2 separate regions of the Homo sapiens genome follow, and region 1 is linked to region 2. A link is a loop called in an ENCODE intact Hi-C map of the cell type or tissue named here. Cell type or tissue: Calu3. All regions are shown on one strand. Each heading gives the region's core, and the rest is flanking DNA. Links, peaks and the distances in the headings are about the cores only. Region 1 has its middle 200 kb from the start of LRRIQ3. Region 2 holds the start of LINC02238 (long intergenic non-protein coding RNA 2238).

Region 1 (5,397 bases), core at 87-5,086, 320 kb after region 2:
AGAGACTCAAAGTTTTGGAGAACATCTAACCCGTGGCACATATTCTCAAGTCTTTCTTGACCATCAACTTTGTCCATTGAAGAATTTATCACTTCTCTCTGCTGCTTCCCCTACACTCAGACAGAATGCTATCCTGAGATCTACATTAGTTGGTTTCTTTAGGTGGCAAAAATTTAACAGCAGAGACAATTTTTATTTTAGCCTTGTACCTTCCAGCATGTTGCCCTGCTCCAGGATAGAGTAATTATTTTGTTAAAATAAATAAATAAATATATATATATATATATATATATGCACACACACACACACATATATATATACACACACATATATATACACACACATATATATACACACATATATACACACACACACACACACATATATATATATACACATATAATGAATTTATTCAGAGCCCTCTCTGTCACTTTTGTGTTTTATTTCTGTGTATTTGGGAAAATATTTTAATCTATAAGAACATTATTAAAACATGTACCCTGCAATACTATTGAGGGCATTAGATGAGAAACATATATTAAGGGTTTAAATATAAATGATGTTTCCCAGACCCTCACTCTCCACCTGAAATCACATCCCCTTCGTAAGTAGGAGATGGAGAGAAGGCCTATTTTTGAAATCCTAATGTTAGGTATAGGAATTGAAATATGCCCTTATTCCCTCAGTTTATGTCCATAAACGTTGTTGTTGTTGTTGCTGCTGTTTTATTCAGAAAGGTATAAGTCACAATACTACTTCTAGAAAGACAGAAAAATTCGATTTTGTAAACTTACAAGTAAAGACATAAGTGCACCCTGAAAAGCAGCACTTAGACTTCATAGGAAATACCTGGGAAGATTTTGTCCACGAGCAGCAAGGAAATATTTTGAGAAATTTAACTTTAAGTCTTATTCAGTTCAGTCAAATATATAAACATGTAATAATATGTTTAATGCAGAACATGTATTCATTCATTTATCAAACCAACATTTATTAAGCATTTACTTTGGCTTATTAACTTACATTATTTAGGAAAAAATCAAACCATGTTTTTCAAATTACCTATGTAACTATAGAATGCTTTGGACTGGATATGTAGTAAGATCCTTGGGGAGCATTTTTAGCCATAACATTTGGACCATTAAATGACCAGAGCCCATTCCTACACATTGCTTGAATTCCAATAAACATTTATGGAATAAATGCAACCATAACTATAAAAATTCATTTAAATCCCTTATTTAGACTTTTTAGCTATGACAATGTAGAATTTTACTAGAACCCAGGGATCTTGGAAAACAAAGGTGTTAAAGAAATATCCCCATCCTTTTGTGTCCCCAAAGATACCTTACTACAAAGAAACAGCCTTCCCTATGACTTATTTAGGGATGCTTTCCTTGGTTTACCTATGACCAATCCAGACAAAACCCTCCAAACTCCCATTCTTTGCTTCATTAATAGTTAACTGAACTGCTGGTCCCCACGGATCAATGAGAACAAAATGCTTGTTAAGCAAGCTTTGTTAAAGCATCTCTGCTTCCCCTAGGTCCCTGAACTTTGAACCACCTTCAGACTAAACCAGCAGACAGCCCCTTAACAGCAACTCCTGCGAATAATCTCAGTAACACAGTTTCTTATTTACTGTCCAATCTGCTGTCCACTCTTTCATCCCATTTCTCCACACCTAATTTTTTTCTAGCCTTGTTTACTTCTTATTATAAAAGGAAAACTCTTTTTGTTTAATCTTTGAATACTGGCAGGTCTCACGATCTATTACAGTAGTCCCCCTCCTTCTATTACAATTCCCCTCCTTCTATTCTCTTTCCTCCTTGCGATAATTTTAAAAAATATTTTCTTTACCCTAATTCCAGATTTGTGTTTTATTTGATACATGCTTTGAAAGAGGATTATTTCCCCCCCTACACACACCCAATGTACAAATGTAAACTAAATCTCCATCTGCTATAGTCCTAACTTCATTTTTTCTCATTTGACCTCTTAGAGTGTTTTTCTGATTTTCTAAAGTGAAAATATTTATTAACATTCAAGTTGAATAAAAAAGGATGTTTAGAGCCTATATCAAATAAAAATGCGTTGCAAATAAGAGTTCCATGACTCTGTCTTGGGGCTTGAGGAGCACTTACAGAAAGACTGCCTTCTTGAATGTTAGGGGACACTGTTTTAGTTACAGTAACTGTCTTGCCATAAGCTTGAATATGTACTGCCATCTACTGGTAAATACTACAAAATCAAATTAAAACAAATGGCACTTCTTTCTTGCAATAAGTATGTGAACACATTTGTTGAAAAAAAGGTCCTCTCAACAGACCTAACAACAAATGTTTATGTTCTATATACATAATTTATTTATTAACTCACCATGTTTAAATACTGTTTTATCTTATATTTTCTTAAAAATGTTTTTTGGTTTATAAAATATTTTTAACTGATTCAGGGTTAAATATCTGAACAAGTCCAATTATTGTACTATGTTGAATAGGATAGTACAGTTCAGAACAATACAGAGCTTTGATGTGCAAAGGTGCAGTCTGCTGACCACACTTTAGGTACAAGAAACATCTGGGAGCTCGTTAGGAATTCAGAATCTCAGTCCTCTTCCCAGACCCTCTTAGAATCTGCACTTTAACAAGATGATTAGGCAAATGGTTTTCACATTAGAGTTTGGGGAGCCCTGGCACAAAGTAAAGTATAGCACTGCATAGGCAAAATCACTAGTCTGAAATATTAAAAATCAAAAACAAAGAACAAAGGAACTCATGGTCCTGGAATCATTTTTTATTTTTCAATCTTTTAAATGGACTTCATCCTGCAATTAAAATATTTTGAATCACTGTAAGATCAATTGAAGCAGTTATGAAACAAATTATAATGCAAGACAATTAAGAACAATACCCTAGAGCTAAATGTTAATATTATACATTTGTGCATATTGGAATTCATTTTTCTGTTCAGCATCCTTGATGAGACTTTCCATAACATTAATTACTGAGACAGCTATGCCAGCAGCCTCCCAAGAAAGTCAAGAAATAGTCGAAGAAAAGATACAAAGTAAGGAGTTGGAGTTAAGAGTAAAGTCAATGAGGGGTGCTAAATTTCATGCAAATGCATACACATATACAGATGCACACACACACACACACACACACACACACACACACACACACACACTGAGAGTGATCTCCCAATATCAAGTTGGCAGACCGCAGGAGCCAAAATTTCAAGGCTCGCTGGCTCTCCACAGCTCCTACAATCACTTTTATTAGAAAGAGACTCCATCGCTCAAGTGATCTTATTTAGTGTGCCAGAGGCCTCTTACTTGAAAAAGAAACACAGATAAAAGTGTACATTCAGCAAAAGGGCACAGTTTTCTTTTTTTTTTAATGTAAGTTGTATATATTATCATTGTCTTTGGATTTATTGAGACTTTCATTATGATTAGCACACAGTCATTTTTTTAAAAATGTTTCATGTGAGCTTGAAAATGTGCATTTTCTACTTCTTAGGTGCTAAATAGATAGATAAATCAAACTTGTTAATTGTTAATTATGCTGTCCATATTGTCTATATCATTATTAATTTATTTCACTGCCTAACTGATTGATTAATAAAAGTACATTAATATCTCCCCTTATAGGGATAAATTATTTTTTTCTGTTCCAGCAGATTTTGCTTTCCATATTTTATGACTGTTTAACTAGACTGTTTATATTTTCCTAAGAAATTTATTACTTTATAATATATCGTGTCCCTCTTTATTCTTAATAACATTCATCTTAAATTCTGTATAATTTAATACTACCCGATGTAGGCTAAACTTCACAGGTTAAGAGTCAGGAGTCCCCAGGGCCACTTTTACTTTTGACCAGTTGGTGACAAATTAGAGTGTTTCAACAACCACTCTCAAGTTTGATTTTTCAAGAGAAAAATTCACAGGACTCACTAGAAGAAAGTCTAATACTTAAAGTTATAGTTTTAATATATATATTATATAGCATATATAATATATATATTCCCAAATTAGAAGAGATGCATAGAGTGAAGACTCAGAGAGTTCAAAACACAGTTTTCATCATCTTCTCAGTGTCAAAGTGCGACGATACTCAAGAGTATTGCCAACCAGGGAAAGCTCACTGAGCTTCAGTGTTAAGAGTTTTGTTTTTGTTTTTTTTAAATCGGACTCTAACTCTGTAGACACAATTGATTGAATCATTGTCCACTGACTCAGTCTCCAGTTAGCTCTCGCTTCCACTGGGGTTAGGGTGATATAAAAATATAAGGTTGATCTTTCCAGTATGGCCAAATCCAACCTAGTCAACTCCTCAGCATAAACTATCTAGGAGCTAACCATCAGTCACCTAATCAGCATAACTCTCTATCAAGTGGGTTCTAACAGGCCCACCATAACAAAGACACTCCAATTACTTGGAAAATTCAAAGGGTTTAGAGGCTACCTCCTGGAGCCAAGACAAAGGCCAGACTTCTCTTTTGGTAAAGTTAGTTCTTCACCACACAAGTACTAATATTGCCACCCTAGCTTTCTTTTCATTATGAATGACCCACAAAGTATAAAGTAAATGGTAAAAAAATCCAAATATTTCTGTAATCACAGTAAATATAAATATACGAAACTCATTATTAAAATTTGTCTTATTGGAATAAAATAATTCTTGTTATTTACAAGAGCCAAACATAAATGATATGGACACGTCATCAAATAAGTGCAAATTAAAACCACAATGAAACACCACTATGCACTCACCAGTAGAGGCAAACTTTAAAAAACTAATAATACAAAATAATCATAATCTTCATCTAAGCTGTGGTAACATGGGAATATAAATTCATCTGTAACATGTATATAAGTAGAAATTATCAAGCCATACATTTAAGATATATGCATTTCTATGTATGTTATATCTCAATAAAATAATTTTGAAAACATGAATAAAAAAAGACATTCGCTTTCAGGACAGCCTCATATTCTAGTTTCACTCTTCAAAATCTGCTTGCAGCTGGTTTCAATTCACTGATAGAAGTAATACTGCCTACTAGACAGGGTATTGGAGAATGTGGAGAAATAGGGAATGAGCCCAGAACAGAGGAAGGATATTGATATTATTACCCAAAGTTAATATAGTTGAACAGAGACATCTCAGTGCTTAGGTTGAAAAAGAGGGATAAGAAAAAGAATAAGGCATAAAAGAAGGAGATAGGTTGAATACAGGAGTACTGGCTAGAAAGTTAGGAGGGCTATGGAATCAATGTTCTGCTTCAGAATCATGGGCCTAGCTAGATAACTAGTATAGTTTTTATTCCCACAAGTCAGTGAAGTAATGTGAGAAAGTCACACCGAACTGACAGATACACCATTGAACA
Region 2 (5,397 bases), core at 222-5,221:
CTTGAAAGGAGAATATCACTAAAATTATTTTGAAAATAAAAGTATATCTTTCCAAATCAACATTCTTGTGTATTTATTGAACACCTGCTTACCTGTCAGAGGACTGTAAACTGTACTGAGATCACTATTTAAACCAGTTATAGAGATTACCGTTGGAAGTGGAGAATCAGTTCTCACCAAATACTCTGAGTTAATATTCAAGTCAGCTCATACTTTCTAAGATTATTAAACTAACATCTTCCTACAAATAGCTTATTCTCATCTTTCATTAGGAGGAAAATTAGTCCTGAGTCCTCCTACCTCCCGGTACCTATCACTCACCTCTTAGTACAATGTTAGATCCTGGGTCCTTCTATCTTTCTGTACCTGTCACACTTATTTGTCGTGGTTTGGTAGCGCTTAAGAAAATAATAGAATGCAGATTACCTCTGTTTTATATTTATAATGAAAACTGCATTGTGAGTCTGGTCACTGGTCAGTTGTACAATACCCCCTTCCTATATGATTTGGGGGATTTAAATACTGACTATGACCTGCTGAGATTTGGGGTTGTGTAATTTTTTTTCTGCTTCTTTGGCTCTCTCTGGGTCTATTATATTATGACTTGTTTGTTCTCTGTCTGTCCTCTGCCTGTCACTTAAGACTGAAACGACACCTCTTATGCTAAACTGATAACATCAGTATGTGCACCTTTCCTGAAGTTTAAATATAGACCTCATGGCTATACTGTATTTTTAATAGATAAAAATTATTCATTCACTGTAATTACTAAGTGAACTTTTAATACAGGCCATTTCCCTTCTTACCCTCACAGCAATTACCCGCTGTATATGACTGAAAACAATAGCATCCTTTTAAAACCAAAATGGCGATTGATACATATTAGATGCAGAACTATATTGTTTGCAGGTTAGTAACTGTGGGAAGACTGTATTCTTATCTGTTTAATTAATGATGTAGGCTTTTATATTTGGCTTTCATAAGAAATCTGTTGCCTGGTAACAGATTTGCCTGTGGGCTCCCAGAAGAAGCTGGGCTTTCTAAGCAAAGCACCCTGTTGTCTTATAAATAGGGCAGTAAAGCTTGCTCAGACATGCCTTAGGCATTCAGCAGTTCTTTTCCTGTACAAGTATCTGATTCCAGCTGGGAGGTTTCCTTCACCAGACACACTCAAGTGGACAAAGAAAAAGAATAGCCCCAATTTCCATTTTAGCCTAATACTATGAAGAAAGAGAAGAGACCAGAGAGATATTTGTTCTCATTTCCCAAACTGGCAAAATAAACTACTTTAGAGAAGTATTAATTAGCTGAAAATAAAAATCAATTATAATTCCTGGACATTTAGCTTTAGGACAAACTAAAGCACAGTGGGACAATGGCAAGCAGTGTAATCAAAACAGAAACACTGAAAAAAATCCTATTTATAAAAATGGATTCTATAAGTTATGTATCTCTGAGCACGAGAAAAGGTTTTGTTCAGTCGGGGTAACTATCCCCTAAGCTACCTTTTATCACTTGTATGAAATTACCTTCTATTTTTTTCTGTACAGCTATTGGTTGGTTTGCTTGTTCTCTATGCCAATACAAGTTCCAAGAGGGTAGGATGCTTTCCCTGTTTTTCTTCATCTATGCTCACAATACCTAGAACAGAAGATGACACAGGTATGTGCCCAGTAAGTGCTTTCTGAATAAAAGTACTTTAAATAGTCTATGAGCTCTTTAAGGACAGAGGCAACGTAAAATTCCAAGGTTTTTTTAATTGGTTTTAGTTTTGTTTTATTTTTAAATTTTCACTGCCCAGCACATGATTGTTTTTCAATTAAGTTCTATTAAATGAATGGTAGCATGAGTGAATGGATGGATAGCTGAGTGGGTGGAGGGATGGATGGATGGATGGATGAATGGATGGATGGGATGAATGAATAAATGAAGAAATAAATGAGTGAATGAAGAAAAGAAAGAAGGAAGGAATAATGAAACCTCTTTCCTGGTGAAAACTGAGTTAAAAGCTACTAACATAAAAGGACACCATCTAGTGGTGACTAAATAACAACAGGTGAAAGTAGAAAGCAGACAGTACTGAGGACGTGCTCGAGAAACCAATTTTGACATAATCACTAAATGACTGTGGGTGTGTGGAAGGATCAAAATTGTTGCCATATATTCTAAGAATTTACTATAATTCATATAATCACTAAAATCTGTTTCAAATACATATTTTTACCATTTTAAATTTAGCTACTACTTACTGAGTGCTTAATATATTCTAGGTACTATTTTCAAATTATTTCTAATCTTTAACATATATCTTCTTTCATTCACACTGAGAAAATTAAGACAGGCAAAGACTAAGAGATTTGCAAAGCCTCCATATAAACTAAGTAAAATATACCTGTGCTGTGTAAAATATACCCATGTTTTGCAAAATAAATTGAGGAGAAGCATTCTATATATATATGTATTTAAATGATATCAAAATCCAAGTAAATGTTAAGGGTCTAAAGTAAATTTAATATTTAGAATTTACCTGCAACATGGAAAAAATATTGACCATAAAAATGCTAAATCTTTCTTTATCTTAATATCCTGGAATATTTACTTAAGAAGGCAGAAAAATCTTACAAGAATTATATACTAGGTAAGCATGTGTGATGTTTTGTTACTGTTGTTATTGTTATTTTTGTTTTTTGGTATAAATAGTAAAGATTTGATGTCTACATGAAGTACACATAAAAAGTTTAGTCAAATTTTTGGCAAATTAGAGCATTTATTAAGAATGGTTAAAGTCTCAATTATAGAGTATCGAATTTTGGGGGTACTATTAAATATTTCAATACTACCTTCAATTCCTTTAATTACTGCTTAGAGATTTACTAGTAGTTATTTTGTAAAGGGGAGGAGCTTTATAAACAAATGTAAATGACTTTAATGTATCCTATGCTAGCACCACAGCAATGATTTATATTAATATCACGTGTCTCAAAGTAAATAATACCTTCTTTTTCTTAAGGCAAGAGTTATTTCTTAAAGTACATTTGTATTTCTAAGCTACATAATTGGCTCTGTTAAAACAGTGGAATAGAAAGAAGTGAAAAATTAAACTCATTTAATAGAAAATATTTTCTCTGTTCTTGAAAATATCTAATCACATCATATATACTAGTGTTGCAACCTGCATGAAGTAGCAAGTAAAATACCCATCTTTCTTTCTATACATTTATAATAGTTCGCTCCCAAAATAGCCATTTTGTTGCAGCTGTCATGTTGGAAGCACATCAACTTACTAGCAAGTCTAGGAGGGGATAGTAAGAAACGATGGCAAAGCAATGGTTTCAGAAATATAATGTCACAGATTGAGCCACGTGAAACAGAGCAACCCAACTCATTTAATGTAGTATAAGTAAAACTGTTTTATATAAATTTATTTCTTGAAATTCAACTCTTGATTTTGAAGCAAAGCCCATAATCTAAAACTCAGTACCCTCTAAAATGTTATAATACTTTATCATTTATACCATCTGGCCCTTCTGAAAATAGGAGTCTTTCTTATTCCTGGAACTCATAAATCTGTTCATTCAAATATATATCATCATTAATAAGTAATTAATAAATATATATCTATCAAATAAGACTAAAAGTCTTCATTTGCTTTTATTATGCCCTTAGTGATACATCTTTGTAATGCTAAATAAGCTGCTACAGTAGTAGTAGCACTAAGTCATTGTGGTTAAGCATGCAGACTAGAATCAGGCTGCCCCAGTTCTAGCACTTGTTAATATTGTGACCTTAGCATTACCATTTTGCATTTTCACAGGCTCATAAAATTAAGATAATAAAAATATATCTGTCTTATGGGATTGCTCTAAAGATTAAGTAAGACCAATGATGTGAGGTATCATTATTAGCTAATTCCAATAGGATAAAAGTAGCATATAAAATATTTTTGGTATATTCTACAGAAAATAAACTTACTCAATTTAATCTAACTGAAATTTTACAAAAGTCATGGGCCTTGTAGTTTACTTCACATGTAGATACCAATCAAGAAGCAATTTGTCAAGAAAATAGCATGAGCTAGTTCTCTTAGAATCTAGATACCATATAAGTGCATATATGAGTTCAATAACAAAAAGTACCAATACTCAATTTTATTATGATTGAGCTAGAATTGTGAGCCCATTTTTCACAGAACAAAAACAAAAGTCAGATAGGAAGAGTAATTGTAAATGAAATAAGCATTTCACAGAGATCACTTAGATCAAGGACAAAACAAAATTCTAATACCTGGTACCAATTTTCTGAACTTTAAATAAAACCAATTTTTTATACTGGGCCATGAATATTTCTTCCAAAGCATATTTCCTCCAAAAATATTTCCTCTGAAACAATAATAAAAGGCAGGGAGCCAGGCATAGTTGTGCATTTTTAAAACTGTCAAGTTGTAACTTAAAAGAGTAATCCAAATTAAAAAGAGCATTTCAGAAAAAATAGTTTATTAATCCATAGTTAAGTCTCTTCTCTAGTCATCTACAGATGAGTATTTTGGAAAATTTCAATTCTTTTCAGTTATCAGATCCTTGATTTTAGACAATACTTAGTATTTGCAGACATTTATGCCAGTTCACTTGTTCGACACAGAAGGCTAACAGACCACCAATATTCATGGTCTTCTACAGTATAACATTTGCTGTCTCTCTCGTATCTAGATGGTGCTATGTGACTAATTCTGGTTAATGAAACATGATCAGAAGTGATAAGTGTCAATTACAGACTGTCATTATTAAGTATACGTGCTCTGCTCTCATTTTTAATCAATTTAAAAACCTAGTTTTACAGATGGTAGGTTCACAAAATGAATGAAGCCTGAATTAGTGAGAGACATCATGTGAAAGAGAGCCACCCTGTTGAGCTACTTGATAAGAACATCAGCATTGGAATTTATATAAACAAAAAATAAAATTTATCATGGTAAACACTTTAATTTGCAGCTTGCTTCTTTAAAAAAGTTAGTCTACCTGAATAATAAAGATGTCTAGACAATTTGGAGACTTTGGAGTCAATTTTCATTACACTATAAAATTGATCAATTATTAACAAGAAAGTTGTTCCTAAGGAACATCATAGGAATAAAAGACCTGTTCTTTGATATGAATTTCTCTAGCATCTTTCCTCTGTATGTCAGGCTTCATTTCATAAAAGTTTTGAAAATTTATGTCTTCGTTACTAAGTATATATATTCAGACTCTATCTTTTAGGAGCTCAGAGACATGTTAAAGAGATGCTGGAAGTACACACAAAGGGCATAGAAGAACAGAAGAGTTGAAATTTCAACCTTCTTTGGTGTATCAGGGAAGTTTTCATCTGATAGTTAATTTTTAAGCTAAAATCTATGAACAG

Evidence for each region. Peaks named below come from ENCODE experiments on the same cell type or tissue, not always from the same donor. Only the 100,000 strongest peaks of a DNase experiment are listed, where the experiment ranks them.
Region 1: a loop joins it to region 2, with 2.5 times the contacts of the local background. A loop is called at or near these places in 6 of 110 quality-filtered maps.

What each region holds. Positions count from the first base shown.
Region 1 is chr1:73,996,331-74,001,727 of GRCh38, forward strand. No RefSeq gene overlaps it. Among named protein-coding and RNA genes, the nearest start is that of LRRIQ3, 200 kb to the right of the region's middle. In Calu3, for the core only: a CTCF peak has its summit at 2,213 (motif pointing left); no DNase peak of the experiment used is centred there.
Region 2 is chr1:73,673,104-73,678,500 of GRCh38, forward strand. LINC02238 (long intergenic non-protein coding RNA 2238) reads left to right here and starts at 1,576. Exons shown (of 4, transcript NR_146300.1): 1 at 1,576-1,673. In Calu3, for the core only: a CTCF peak has its summit at 2,101; no DNase peak of the experiment used is centred there.